Linked DNA regions of Homo sapiens: region 1 is linked to region 2. A link is a contact called in ENCODE Hi-C or POLR2A ChIA-PET data. All regions are on one chromosome and are shown on one strand. The core of a region is the stretch at or near the end of the contact, and the rest is flanking DNA. Distances in the headings are between cores, read along the strand shown. Region 1 has its middle 8.2 kb from the start of ERMP1. Region 2 overlaps PLGRKT (plasminogen receptor with a C-terminal lysine).

Evidence for each region. A loop is a pair of places that touch in the nucleus more often than their neighbours do. ChIA-PET counts read pairs that join two places held with the same protein, here RNA polymerase II (POLR2A). Pooled maps may share reads with other maps.
Region 1: a loop to region 2 is called in a pooled map, with 2.0 times the contacts of the local background. The contact joins two enhancer-like sites. A Hi-C loop is called at or near these places in 1 of 37 single-sample maps with no recorded cell type and 7 of 50 pooled maps. POLR2A ChIA-PET finds 5 or more read pairs at or near these places in 1 of 52 experiments (OCI-LY7).

What each region holds. Positions count from the first base shown.
Region 1 is chr9:5,837,877-5,844,816 of GRCh38, forward strand. It overlaps a transcript of ERMP1 not described here. Among named protein-coding and RNA genes, the nearest start is that of ERMP1, 8.2 kb to the left of the region's middle. RefSeq lists cis regulatory regions at 1,317-1,906, 1,587-1,597 and enhancers at 1,413-1,707, 1,530-1,674, 3,879-4,028, 6,637-6,756, 6,887-6,940. Within about 2 kb of position 1,540, at least 7 of the 41 ENCODE cell types and tissues checked have a DNase peak (open chromatin) inside an H3K27ac peak, as active enhancers do.
Region 2 is chr9:5,351,112-5,358,662 of GRCh38, forward strand. It overlaps PLGRKT (plasminogen receptor with a C-terminal lysine), which reads right to left. Exons shown (of 6, transcript NM_018465.4): 6 at 6,860-7,249. The coding sequence ends at 7,128. Among named protein-coding and RNA genes, the nearest start is that of RLN1, 15 kb to the left of the region's middle. Within about 2 kb of position 1,685, at least 2 of the 41 ENCODE cell types and tissues checked have a DNase peak (open chromatin) inside an H3K27ac peak, as active enhancers do.

The DNA.
Region 1 (6,940 bases), core at 290-2,789, 490 kb after region 2:
CAGATAACTTGAGGCCAGGAATTCGAGAGCAGCCTGGGAAACATGGTAAAACCCCATCTCTACTAAAAATATTAGCTGAGTGTGGTGGCATGCACCTGTACTCAGGAGGCTGAGGTGGGAGGCAAGAAAGGGCATTCCAAAAGGCACATGGGCCAGGACTTGCAGTGAGCCAACATCACGCACTGCCCTCCAGCCTGGATTATAGAACGAGACTGTGTCTCCAAAAAAAAAGAAAAAAGCTATTTTTTAAAATTATAATATGCACATTTGGCAAACATTTTATTTCTAGGCACTTTTGTGTGATGCTGGAGGACTACATATTGAAAAGACCTTTCTGGAAAGCAATTATGGAAGATGTACCAGGAGCCTTAAAAGAATTCACAGGCAGGGTGCAGTAGCTCATGCCTATAACTCCAGCACTTCGGAAGGTCGAGGGGGGTGAATCACTTGAGTCCAGGAGTTTGAGACCAGCCTGGGCAACATAGCAAGACCCCATCTCTACAAAAAATACCAAAAAAATTAGCTGGGTGTGGTGGTGCATGTCTATACTCCCGTCTACTAGGGAGACTGAGGTGAGAGGATCGCTTCCAGGAGGTCAAGGCTGCCATAGCGCCACTGCACTCCAGCCTGGGCGACAGGGCAAAACCCTGTATCAAAAAAAAAAAAGAAGAAGAAGAAGAATTCATGGTTTTTGATGTAGTAATTTCATATGTAGACATCTATCAAAGGTGTGATTTCAAAAAATGCAAAAGGATACTCATCTGTAAAAATCAAATATATGGAAATGACTTAAGCATATAAAAATAAGAGTTAAATAAATTATAGTACATTCAGAGTTTGGAACGTCATATATTATTAAACACAACTTTACCAAAGTCTGTTTAATAACGTGAGGGAAATGCTCACATTATAAATATTAAGAGAAACAAAAAAAAAAGACACAAAATGGAAATAGATAAGAATATACTAGTGAATAGTAAATAAAAGAAAGGAAAGAACACTAAAGCAATAACAGTGGTTATCTCTGGGTGATTTTCCCCCTCTATTCATTTCTCTACTTTCCACCATTTCTGCCATGAGTTCAGTGTTCCCTTTAAGAGCCATGGGCCTGGCATCAGTCTCCAGCAACCCTGTGCCTAGGAAGGCACTTGTCTGTAGATCACCATCATTTTAAGCCTTAGGAAGGCAGTTTATAAATTGATTCCAACATGGATGTGATCCAGGAGGGGAATGCAATGTCAAAAAGCTGATCTCCAGCCTGTATTCCTCAAGCACATTTCTAGACTAAAAAGTTTAGGGTCAAGATTCAGTAATTAATCAATTGCTGAACCAATTAAAAAAAACTGAGAGAATTTTCACTTAATCATTGTTCTTTAAATTCAGTCTGTGACCTGGGAGAAGAATTGGTGCATATACTTTTTAATGGCTTTGGATTTTGAATTTACTTTTCCCTCCTTCATAGCACATTCCTCATACAATAGGAGAAGAACCCATGAACCCGGAAGTCTCTAGGGATTTATTTGAGGGTCACACACCCAGGGCTCTGTTTGACTTTCTCCACTGGGCTGCAGTGGCAGGTGAGTTAGGACACAGGAGGTGACTCAGCAGTTTGGGAATGAGAGTCACTGACTCATGTGAATTTGCTCCATGCTGAAACTCGATTGTTTTAGTGAACTAAAACATTAATGAGAGTTTACATTGCCAGAGCTCAGCACATCTAGGTGTGCGCACCTGGAGACCCCCAGCACTTCCTGAGCCCCCCTCTACGTAGCTATCTCCTCCTGCAGCCCCCTGAAGCCCTCTTGCAGGCTGTGTCCTGGAACGGTTTCACTTGGCTTTCGGGCTGCATGACCTTCTTCAGGTCTTTACTGGCCTAAAATAGCCTCTGCAGCTGCTGCTTTCCAAGATGCCCAAAGGAGAAAAGAGACAACAATGGATCTTGTAGGAAAATGGCAAATATCTCTCAAAGTGTGGTCTGAGGACCATGTAATATGAGAATCACATGAGGACTTGCTAAAAAAATCATCCTCCTGTGTCCTACCCACCTACTTGGTACATTAGCAATCCATAAGCAGAAAGTCTAGGCCGGGCACGGTGGCTCACGCCTGTAATCTCAGCACTTTGGGAGGCTGAGGTGGGCGAATCACTTGAGGTCAGGAGTTTGTGACCAACCTGGCCAACATGGTGAAACCCCGTCTCTACTAAAAATACAGAAATTAACCAGGCGTGGTGGCGCAGGCCTGTAATTCCAGCTACTCAAGAGGCTGAGGCAGGAGAATCACTCGAACCTGGGAAGCTGAGATTGCAGCGAGCTGTGATGACACCACTGCATTCCAGCCTGGGTGACAGAGTGAGACTTCGTCAAAAAAGAAAGAAAGAGAGAGAGAGAAGAGAGAACGGAAGGAAGGGAGGAAGGGAGGAAGGTTGGGAGGGAGGGAGAGTCTACTGCATCCAACTCTAGAGGTAGGATCCTGTAATCTGTGATTCCTACATAAGCTAAAATGGTAAATCATGCCATAGCCAAGGGTTCACATGTCCAAGAAGGATGTAGGCCAACTGTGATGATCCTGGGCCAGATCACCCCTCCTGCAGCTTTATGAATGTCAGGTCTGCACTGCCATCTTCTCCCTCCCTACCCATGCCCACTGCCCCTCCCCGGCCCCCAGGGCCAGAAAGACTGCATAGCACCTTGCCACACCACATTGGAAAATAGGGATGCAAGAGGCAGTACGATGCCGCAGTTCAGAGCATGGGTGCTGCGCTGAAAGCACTCCAGTATGTTCTTCTGTAACCTGCGGTGTATCCTCCAACGAATGACTTAATTTTGTTATGCCCGTTTCTTCATCTGAGAAGTGGGGTTAATAGGGTTGTCCTGAGGCCCTAGATCAGGAGACCTGTGCCAGCTGTTGCTATTATTCTGTGGTTGGAACCTTCATTTGCATGGCATTAAAACCTTCATTTGCATGGCATTACAGAGGCCAATCACTCCTCTGCTCTGTAGTTGGCTAGGTGGATGAAAGGCAATAGAAAATGCTTAGCCAAGTTCTTTCATAGCAACCTAATTTAAAGTTGATGAAAGGCAACTTGTCACATGAGCCTGAGGCGAACTTGATTTATATTTTACTTAAAGGGCAACTTTTTAATTGTTAAGTGTTACTGTTCTGCTCTCCCTACCCGTAGGAATGTAACATTCATACCCTTGCAGGTATGTACCTCTTTATTAGTTCCTTCTTGTGAAAGGCGGTGTAAAAAAACCTGTTATCCTTTCTCATCTCAAGTCTTTAGTTCCCCTTGGTACATTAGCAATCCATAAGCAGAAAGCCAGAAGTACCAAGAATAGGTTCTCTATTTTTAAAAAATTATAAAAACTTGTTCACAATATGATTCAGCTACAAAAAGGAATGAAGTACTGATACGTACTATAATGGGATGAGCCTTGAAAACATTGTGCTAAGTGGAAGACACCAGACACAGCAGGTCACATATTATCTGATTCCACTCATTTAAAATATCCAGAATAGGTAACTGCATAGAGGCAGAACACAGGTTGGTGGTTAGAACGGACAGGGCAGAGGCGAGAATGGAATCAACTGCTTAAAAGGTATGGGGTTTCCTTTCTGGGTGAAGAAAATGTTTTGGGGCCAGGTGTGGTGGCTCATACCTGTAATCCCAACACTTTGGGAGGCTGAGGCCAGTGGATCACTTGAGGTCAGGAGATCAAGACCAGCCTCGCCAACATAGTGAAACCTGTCTCCACTAAAACATGCAGCTGGGCATGGTGGCACGTGCCTGTAATCCCAGCTACTCAGGAGGCTGAGGCACAAGAATCACTTGAACCCGGGAGGCAGAGGCTGCAGTGAGCCAAGATTGCGCCAATGTGTGTCCGGAACTGGTTCCTTCAGGTGAGTTCTTGGTCTCGCTGACTTCAAGAATGAAGCTGTGGACCCTCGCGGTGAGTGTGACAGTTCTTAAAGATGGTGTGTCTGGAGTTTCTTCCTTGTGGTGGGTTTGTGGTCTCACTTGACTTCAGGAGTGAAACCACATATCTTCGCAGTGAGTGTTACAGCTCTTAAAGGTGGCGCATCCGGAGTTGTTTTTTCCTCCTGGTGGGTTCATGGTCTTGCTGACTTCAGGAGTAAAGCTGCAGACACAGACCTTCACAGTGAGCGTTACAGCATATAAAGGTAGTGCGGACCCAAAGAGTGAGCAGCAGCAAGATTTATTGTGAAAACAGAAAGAACAAAGCCTCCACACAGTGCAAGGGGACTGGAGCAGGTTGCAGCTGCTGGCTGGGGTGGCCAGCTTTTATTCCCTTACTTGGCCCCGCCCACATCCTGCTGATTGGTCCATTTTACAGAGTGCTGATTGGTCCGTTTTTACAGAGTGATGATTGGTGCATTTACAAATCTTTAGCTAGACACAGAGCACTGGTTGGTGTGTTTACAATCCTTTAGCTAGACAGAGAAGTTCTCCAAGTCCCCACCAGACCCAGAAGCCCAACCGGCTTCACCTCTCAACTGCACTCCAGCCTGGGTGACAGGCAGAACGAGACTGTCTCAAAAAAAAAAAAAAAAGAAAGAAAAGAAAAAAGAAAAAAAGAAAATGTTTTGGAACTAGATAGCTGTGGTTTGCACAACATTATAAAGTACTAAATGCCACAAAGTTGTTCACTTTTAAAACAATTTTATATTATGTAAATTTCACCTCAATCAGAAACAAACTTATTAATTGTATATTATTCACAGCTGACTGTAGCAAGTAGACTATAAAAAGAAGTCTTAATTCCAGAGACAAATGCCTCCCCAAGTTCACTTTCAGTAAGCCATTTGCTACTCTGTTGCTGTTATAAATTGTGATGATAATAAGTGCCTTGGATTTCAGTAGCCTCTTACTTCCAAGCAATTCAAAGTACTAAATCAGGATTTCTGATCTCCGTTTTTTAAAGAAAATCAATAAACAGATCTGTAGCAGAGATGCTGATTCTTTAGAAAAGGCTAAGGAAATCGCTTAATTCATAGCCTAAAGTTTTAAAAGCCTTTTCCCTCTCAGATTCCTTCATGATTCTAATATCCTAGCCAGAGATAAGGCTAATCTTTAAGAAGCTCCACAAAGTTGTGAGCCCAAATTAAGAGATTCAGATACAAAAAGCCAAGTGACAAACAGACTTGTTATTCAAAAGTGCTATTATGTCAGCAAGGTAATTGGGACTTATTTAGGGAACAGAAAAGAGCATTTACCAACCATTTCCTGACATGGGCAGATAAGGTGATAGAATAAAACAGGTCAGGTTAAGGTTAGAAGGAGTGGTAAGGACTGGCGTGAACTAGAACCCTGGCTCCACCTAAATCAGTAACAGTAACCATAGCTCTGCGGAATTTGGGGCTCAGCACAGCCAAATCTGCTATTTTTTCAAGAAATGACAGAAACTCAGATATTTATGTGAAACCTTCTGCTCTGTTAATGTTGGAAACAAATTTAAAAAGAGAAGAACATTTTGTGTGCCAAAGAAAATAGGTGTGTAAACTGGATTCCACCCACCTGCTGCCAGTTTGAAGCCTCTGAGCCCTCACCTTTAAGCCCTCAAGGACATACTTGATTAAAGATAAAATATTTCCCTGAGTGGGGATCAGGTTATTCATGAGATTCTTATCTCCAGATTTGGGGGAAAGTTTATAGTGCTAGAATGTATCAGATGTAGCTAGCCAGTCAAGTCTCTTTCTTCTCTCCTTCTTAGTTGAGAGGTCAGTCTTGTCAAATGCCCCCCTCCCCGCTTCTAGCCACTGCTTTGTTTATTTTGCAGGAACAGTGAATAAGTAGCAGAACGCTTTCTGAAGTTTTTGCTGATGCAGAGCCGAAGATCTCTGCTACAACAAATGTTCTGAAATGGAGTCTTCTCTCTCATCCCCATCCCCTACCACGGACAGTGTTGCACACACCGGGGTTGTAAAACTCAAAGGCAGAGTTACAGCCCTCCTGGATTTTAGACCAAGCCTGGGGATATGCAGCTGTATTTACTCTTCTTGTGTGTCCTGGGGGGAGGAAGGATGGGAAGAGCAGTGCATCCTGGAACCGTGGCTATGGAAAATAACGAGCACTCCTCCACCCCCTGGCCAATACCGGCACAGACTTAATTTGAGGGGTAATGTTCTGTGAAGTATGATGGCATTTCCGGGAGAAGAATCTCAGTCAGACCTACAATCAAACATACATTTCCTTACCAGGGGTAAGGAAAAAAATCTTTCCTCTTAAAATTAGACACCCTGTCCTGGAAAACACTAACATCCTACATCCTGAGACTTCCTTCCTGCAGCCTTCCAGCTCTTTCTGCCCAGACTCAGATGTAAGTGGCCAAGTAGCCACAGGCTGCCTAGCAGAGAAGATTTTGTGTTTTTTTGTTTGTTTGTTCGTTTGTTTCAAGACAGAGTCTTGCTCTGTCACCCCAGACTATAGTGCAGTGATGCGATTTCAGTTCACTGCAACCTCTGTCTCCCAGGTTCAAGTGATTCTTGTGCCTCAGCCTTCTGAGTAGCTCTTATTATAGGCATGTACCACCATGCCTGGCTAATTTTTGTATTTTTAGTAGAGATGGTGTTTTGCCATGTTTCCAGGCTGGTCTCAAACCCCTAGGCTCAAGTGACCCACCCTCCTTGGCCTCCCAAAGTGCTGGGATTACAGGCGTGAGCCACCACGCCTGGCCCTAGCAGAGAAGATTACAGTCAATCTTTGTGAGAACTAAAGAGAAACTTCTGCCGTCACCTTTGCGGAGAACTGTCAAGGAGCCGCTTGGTCAGAAGAGCAGGAACTCCTCTGGAAGAAGCCTGGGCATACCTCCTGCACCCCTCCTCATCCCCTTTTTGTTTATATATGGGTGGATTTTTCAACTTTATCAGCCTTGCAGGAAACCATAAATATATTTCCAGTTGACAGTCAAGTTTTCTGG
Region 2 (7,551 bases), core at 435-2,934:
TCTAAGATGTGTTCAGGGCGGTTAAGCCACAGAACACAGCTCTAGAGTGTGGGCGCTCATAAGGCAGCTGCTGCTTGGGAGTTGGGGCACACAGGGTTAAAAGAGGTGGCAGAGGGAAGTGCAGCTATGTCTTCCTCTCTGAGAGTGGTAAGAATGGCTGTTGGGTACCTTAGTATCAAAAGACGCTGGTGTCCTTTGCAGAGAATGCTGCTGGGGACCACAACAGTTAATTTGGCTAATACCAAAAGCATCTGTCTTCCTTCTTTGTTCCTGTCTTCTGGAATCTCAGGTATACAAATCTCACCAGTGATCCTTTCTAAGTGGATAGTTTCCATTTTATTTTGCTCTACTGTGCTGCTGCAGATTCTTTAATGGCCCTTGAGCTGTCTCAGGGCTATAGTGGTTTGTGGAAATAGCTGTCCATGTTTGTGTGTGCGTGTGCATGTGTGTGTGTATGTGTGTGTGTGTGTAGGGGAGGATTGAAGGCTTATATCTCCTACTCCACTATCTCGATGATATCAATCTCTCAACTTCTACCATGTTTTTAAACCTACTAAATATATTCTTCTGCATATTGTAATATTTCAATCAAGATTAAAGTTTTGATATCTATCTTTTTAAAATGCATGTAGTTTCAAAAGTCTAGCAAAATCAGGTTTGCTGATTGAACAATTTAGAAAGTACTTTGGCTTTTAAAAGCTCTTTATTATGAAAAACTGTTTATTATGAAAATTTCAAATATGTACAAAGTAAACAAAACAGTATAAAGAATCCTCATGTCCTACATTATACAACTGCAATGGCTATCATTATTTTTGTCATTCTTTTTTCACCTGTATCTCTCATTTATCACTATATACCTATATCTATCACTACATATATAACATACCTTGAAATGCCTACATATTAGCTTTACAATTTTGACAAATGAGTACACCAGAGTAAGCCACATCTTTATTATGATATAAAACAATTCTCTCTTCCCAGATAACTTCCCAGATAACTTCCTCATATCTCTTTCTGATCAACCCTCAACCCTTAGGGTAGGCACTATTCTGATACAATTAGATTTGTTTTGCTTTAAACTTCATATAAATGAAATCATAATGCATTCGCTTTTAATTTAAAGGAGAGTTTGCCAGAACTGGTCTTTCATCATGAAATCAGATTAAAAAGTGACAAGTGAGAATAAAAGTTGGACATTGAATAGTATTGAAGCAACTCAAGTGTGTAATGAGTGTGTTTAGAAAAAGCTAGTCTAATTAAAATCATCACTGATGTATACTTGAGAACAGTAGGTAAGAGTGTAAATATGTAATATGCAAAGCTCTGAATTTATAGTTAGATTTCTGGCAGCATATGATGTTTAATTTAACAAAATAATTCAGCAGGAACATTATAATAGAATTTTATGAAGTTCTTCTTTGCTCTTAGATAATATCCACACTGATGGGAGGGATAAGAAACATTAAGATAAAGAAACACAATTCAACCTGCTAAAGTGGGCTTTATGCTTAGAAATGCAACAAAGTCACAGCAGTGAAAAATACATCTACTTCTTGGTCAAAAGACATTGTACTTTTTATTTAATGTATTGCAACTTAGAACTGTTTCTAACAGGTTTCCATGATGCTGTGCAAATAAGCAGCTAGAGTCAGGTTAAAAGAGATCGAGCATTTCCTGTGAGAGGTCCTTAGAAGGAGAGATTAAGGTGGGACCAGAGATGAGCTTGAAGGCAAGTTGTGTTTCCTGTGGGTCTGGTTTCCTGTCCCACTCCACCACACCTTTCCTCCAGCTATGACCAATGAGCTACTTGAAATGTTTCCTTTTCCTAAAACACTCCTACTCTAATAGGAAATTGATAATCTGTTTGAGAGACCATGTCCAAGTCTGAAACTGAGCAGAACCCCTTTGCTTACCTAGATTTTTAGGATGCTTCAGAGGTGTCAGGCTTTGCAAAAATTCACCTGTGACCTGTCCTAAGCTGTCAGTTCAGAGAAGAAAACTGGCTGCAAGGTCAATCCAGTGCCCTGTGTCTTCCACAGCTACTGAATTTGAGAGAAGCAACTATTCATCAGCACAAACTTTATTCCAACCCCAAGTGTCTTTTTATTATCACTAGTTTGAAATAGATAGCATCAGTTGGTCTGCTTCCAAAATTCTTATTTCTTTGAAGATGAAAAGAAAAACATTCCAGAGACCAAGTTTTCTCTGAAGTATTTTAAGGAAGTATGAAACTGTTAAGTGCCTCAGAACCCATCTTGGGTTCTTAGCTTATCTTTCTTCAAAATCACCTTAGTGGATAAAGTTGGTGCTACCTTCAAGTCAAGTCAAATGTTTATCAGCAGTAAATTAATGGTGTGGGAATGGTGGGAAGAGAAGGAAAAAGTCACTCGTATTTCTCAAAGTCTGATCAAATTATTTTAACATTATCCTGACAGCCTTTCACAGGTCTCCCTTATCACACTTCAATATCTACCACTATCTCTAACCCATTGACTTTCACATACATTCAATGGCCATTTACTTCCTTACTATTTTTTGAAACCTTCACCAAGCTACAGTCCTAGATTTCTGATCCTTCCTACAACATGGACTCTGTTCTCCCAACACCAAATGGCATGCTTAAACTAACTCCAGGTCAGGGTCTACCTCCACCTCAAGTGCAGAGAAGAAAACACCCATGGAATGCTGCTGACCACAGATGGAGTCCTTCGAGAAAAAAAATAAACTAACTAAGGCTAACACTCCATCACTGAATCCTTGACACTTGTGGACCGAGAAATTTTGAGGCAGAAATGTTATCCAAACCTCAGACTTAGTGATGCCACTGAGTTCTTATCAGTGGGATACAGTTTCCAGTTGCTTTTATTCAGTGGTAATGATGAATTTGTGCTGCCCCAGCCACACTTCGGTCATTTGAGTAACCAGAGGAACAAGTTAACACAGCAAAATAAACTGGCCTGTGAGGGATCCCATTGGTGGCTTTGGTCTTTGGATTGGGTTGGTGGGTTCAGCTCCCCCAACCAAGCCAGGAGCTGAACCCTAACAGGCATTCTTGGGCTGTCTACTGTCGGAGGCAGTTGAGTCAGCTCCATCCCATTCTTCCTTGGCCCCCTTCTTATTTTCCAGACTTTTCTCACTTCGCCTCCTTCCATTCTGCCTGTGTCTCTTAGTACATCTGCAGCCCAGATACTGCTCCAGACAGACTCAGAGTTATCATTAGAAAAATCAGTGGAGATGCTAAACAGCCAGACAGTGATGATAAGCAGGGTACTTCCTGAAATCTCCTGTGGGCATCCACAAGGCCAAATCTAAGGGAGCATTTCCAATCCTCTCACAAAACAGACACACTCCAAGGTCAAGAGACACCACAATGCCTGACCAATGTGCTTTATTTAATTATATTTTCTCAGTAACAATTTATTCCTTTCCAAGAATGGTGGGGCAGAAAAAGTATCAAGGTTCTGGCTTGTGTTTCTAGAATATCACACTTGAACATTCATATATTAAAATTGTGGAAGTCTATAAAATATATTATCAATTTCAGATGGCTTATATTTAGGTTACATTGGTCATAGATTATTTTTGCAATCTGTGTCTATTCCTTCTCACTTCTCTTCTAACCAATGCCCTTCTAACCCCACCCTAGGACACTTCATATGGCTCTGAGACTGAATGTGTGTGATAATTTTTTTAATTATATTTGATTTTGACTTTGACACTATTTTTTCTTGATCAGGCAGCATGTTGTATTGAAAAGAATCCTGCCAGGGATACCAAATACAAAGGTTTTAGTGTAACTACCATTACTAGATATAAAACTTTAGGTCAATCACAAAGGGCCTCAATTTTTTCAAGTGTAAGGTGAGGGCTTAGACTAGACTATTTCTAAGTGTCTTCCCTTCTTTAAAATCCTTGATCATAACTTCACTATTTGTCATTAAAACAACTTCGGCTTATGGGAACTTTCTCACAGCCTTTCCAAAGTGCAATGAGTACCACACCATAAAGGAACCTTCAACATTACCCATAAACACAAATTCAGATTGGTTGAACACCATATAAACTTGATTTATTTGTAAATTTCAGACCCTGATATGTTATTTTTGTTTAACTGGGAGAACAATTCTCTCATGTAAATGTGAATAAGAAACATTCAAAACACTTAGGTAACGCAATGTTATAAACTGCATTTTTACTATTATACAGTGATTGTCAAGAACAGTCTTTCTGTTGCAGAGAATCTCTGGATCCATATTTATATCCCTTAACTATGACAGACTCCACATATACTTAGCAGTCTCTGCATTGCTTTGGCTGAGCCAAGAATGTCTTGGGAAGAACAGAACCACATGGAGTGTAGATAAGTTTTCCTCCAACTTTATTCCTAATAATTGACAAAGAGATTGAGTGAGGTTATCATTATTTTAATCTCTAAATCTTTGTTCATAATGAAACCTGTTTCTTATCCTTCTCCTAATATACTTTCTCATATTTATTTCCTCATTCTTCTTGCAATATCACAAAAGTTTGTGATGATTATAAGCTAGTTTCTTATAGAAGACCATATAAGTTTCAGTATTTGGAAACATCAGATGTCTAGTTGGTAATTAGGGATTAATCATAAGCATAAATAAATATTTAATTAATATAAATGAAGAAATAGCTCAGAAGCATCACAGCAGAAATGTTTTTCCTTTCAACAAAAGGACAATGTAATAATGAGAGGAAAAGCTTTGGATAATCAGCAGTTATAACACTGAAAAATGTTACAACATACTTGTGCTGCATGGTCATTTTTAATAGCTCCACTTTGATTTTTGCCTCACTATACAATTGGGAGCAAACAACAGTATGAGTGTAAGTGTGTGCGTATGTTTTTCAGCAGGGCCTCTACTGAGGTAGAATTATTAATAAACTCAGTGTCAGTGCCAGAGGAAGAAGCCAAGAAGCCAATACAATTGAACAGCCTGGTGTTCTTAAGGGGGCCCAGGGCCTGGCTATGTTGCCAGCAATGAAAATCCCAGATAAGGTCTTGAGCCGATCAGCCTTTGCAGAGGCATCAAACCTACTCTTGGTGAGCTCTGGCTAGACTATATCAGGAACATTTGAATAGCATGATTGAATTGTGGGGAAAGAAATACAATTCCAGATTCTGGTGTGACCTACAACCAGCACTAGGTCTTGGGCATTCATGAGTCCACCAGTGTTCCTCCCAGTACTTCTTCTTTCCCATGTTCTCTAGGGGCCTTAGATAATCCACACAGATTAAAAATGCAGGGAAAACAACTCCCACTCTGTGACCTCAAACTGGTTTCCTGGTACTGCTATTCTCTATTTTCATAATCTTGAGTCCATTCCCAAGGCTGTAGCCTTAATTCAGGCCACTGGTCAGCACTCAGATGGATCATTGCAGCTCCTCATTACTTGGGATCTGGGATCTTTCCCCTCTAATCTACAAATTTGGGTAAAAATCCCGTTTTGCATTCTTTCACTGCTATCACCCTCAGGAAAGAGTCCAAACTGCTTGCTGTTACATCCAAGGCTCTTCAGGAATTGAATTGTACTTCCACCAGGATCATTTCTGAAAAAGTCTCCCACATGAGGAACCCCTTGCTGCAGCCAAATTGAATGACCTGCAGCAATTCCTTGGATTTGGCTTGCACGGTCCTGCCTTTGTTCAAGCTGCTTCTCCTGCTTGGGGCACCCTTCCTCTTCAATGTTTACCTTCATGGAGAACTTCTATGCATCCTTCAAGACTTGGCTCAAGTTTCTCTAAAGCTAAAATTGTAACAAAACACATGTTGATACGTTGTCAGCTCCTTGAAGGTAGGGACCACATCATATTCATGCTTGTTCCTACCTTAATATTTAATCTCCTATTATTCTTCCTGGGCTTCTTTCTATTATTTGGCCATGCCATGTCTCAGTTCAAATGTCACCTCTGCAAAGAGGCAGTGTCTGCAGTACCGATCTAAAGTAGCACCACCTCATTAACCCAATCATTCTCTTATCACTCTGTTTCATTTCCACTGAAGCATTTGCCAGGATTAGAAATGATCTTATTTATCTTGATGTTAATTTGTTGCCCGCCCCAATTATCCCACCCCTCACTAGAATATATTCCTCTGCCCAGGATATAGGACATTGTCTACTTATTCACCGATGTAGCTCTAGTGTCTACAACAGTGCCTGGCACAAAGTAGTATCAATAAATCTCTTTGGAATGAGCATATTATATGTAGGGTTCGCATCTGAAGAAATACTTATATATAGGAGTATTTTATGAGGAGTTTTCCCAGTGAGTCTAAATAAAAAGGCAGTCATCCAAATCTACCTCTCTCTTGTTTCCACCTCTCTAGCAACTATGCCCTGAGTCATTATTTGAATGTTGTTACCTTTTCCCTTTTATAGCTTTTCTTTGCAGGTTAAGCATCAGTTAAGGCCTTGTCAAGGCCTTTTAGAGCACAGCCACTGGAGCCACACTTGTTCAAATCCAAGCCCTGGCCAAGTATGGCTTTGGCCCAGCCAAATTGGATGACCTGCAGCAACTTCTTGGATTTGGCTTGCGTGCTTCTGCCTTTGTTCAAGCTGCTTATCTGTGCTTCAGTTTCCACATTTATAAAATGATTCCTGCTTCATAAAATTATTGGGATGATTACAAGAATTTGTACAAAACACTCAGAACAGTGCCAGTCATAGAAAATGCAGTATATATGTTAGTCAAACAATACTGTTTTCTGTCATGTAGGGGCAGGACACAATTGACAAATCCAAAATACAGAAGCATCTGTGGAAATGGAATGTGGTATGGAAAGTATGTGTGACAGAGAAATGAGAGCAGCTGGGCATTTGCTTCCAGGAATTCAAAACAATTTATTAATTTTACACTTAGATATTGGTAATGCACACAGAGAGAGGAAATCTAAAAGTTATTTAGAGCACCTCCATGATTTTGTGTTGAATGTTATAAATTTTATTTTAAAATAGCTCAAAACTATCTTGCATTTTAATATTTTAAAATAAAATCTATAATATCAAAATCTTGAGCATTTAAAAAACTGTAAAAACCATGATTCAAGTCAATAATTCTGTGCTTTGAGATTTGATTGGTAAGCATGATTTCATTTGTCTATGAAGAATCTACTCTGTTCCTTTCTGGCTTTTTCAATGCTTTCAAAAGTGATCATTCCTCTTGGCAGCTGCAATTTACTCTTTTCTGTTTCCAGTATGTCCTCAGCTTCACCTTAAATAAAGTACAGAAATACACAAGGTGACAAAGGGGTCATCAGCAATTTGTGACAAAGCCTGATTGCTATATTCCTTGACAGGCTCTAACACCGTATGAGCCATGTCCCCAATCTCACACTTAAACATTTTCCTCAGGAGAAGTAATATACTTCCCAGAGGAAACACAGTGATGAATTCTGAACACCCATAAATAAATCAGGAGCTACAGATGGTATTTTTGACATGTAGAAGAGAAAGAACATCAAGATAAGTAATTTTTTCCCTTGAACCAAAGTCAGGATTCGTATTAATTCTGTT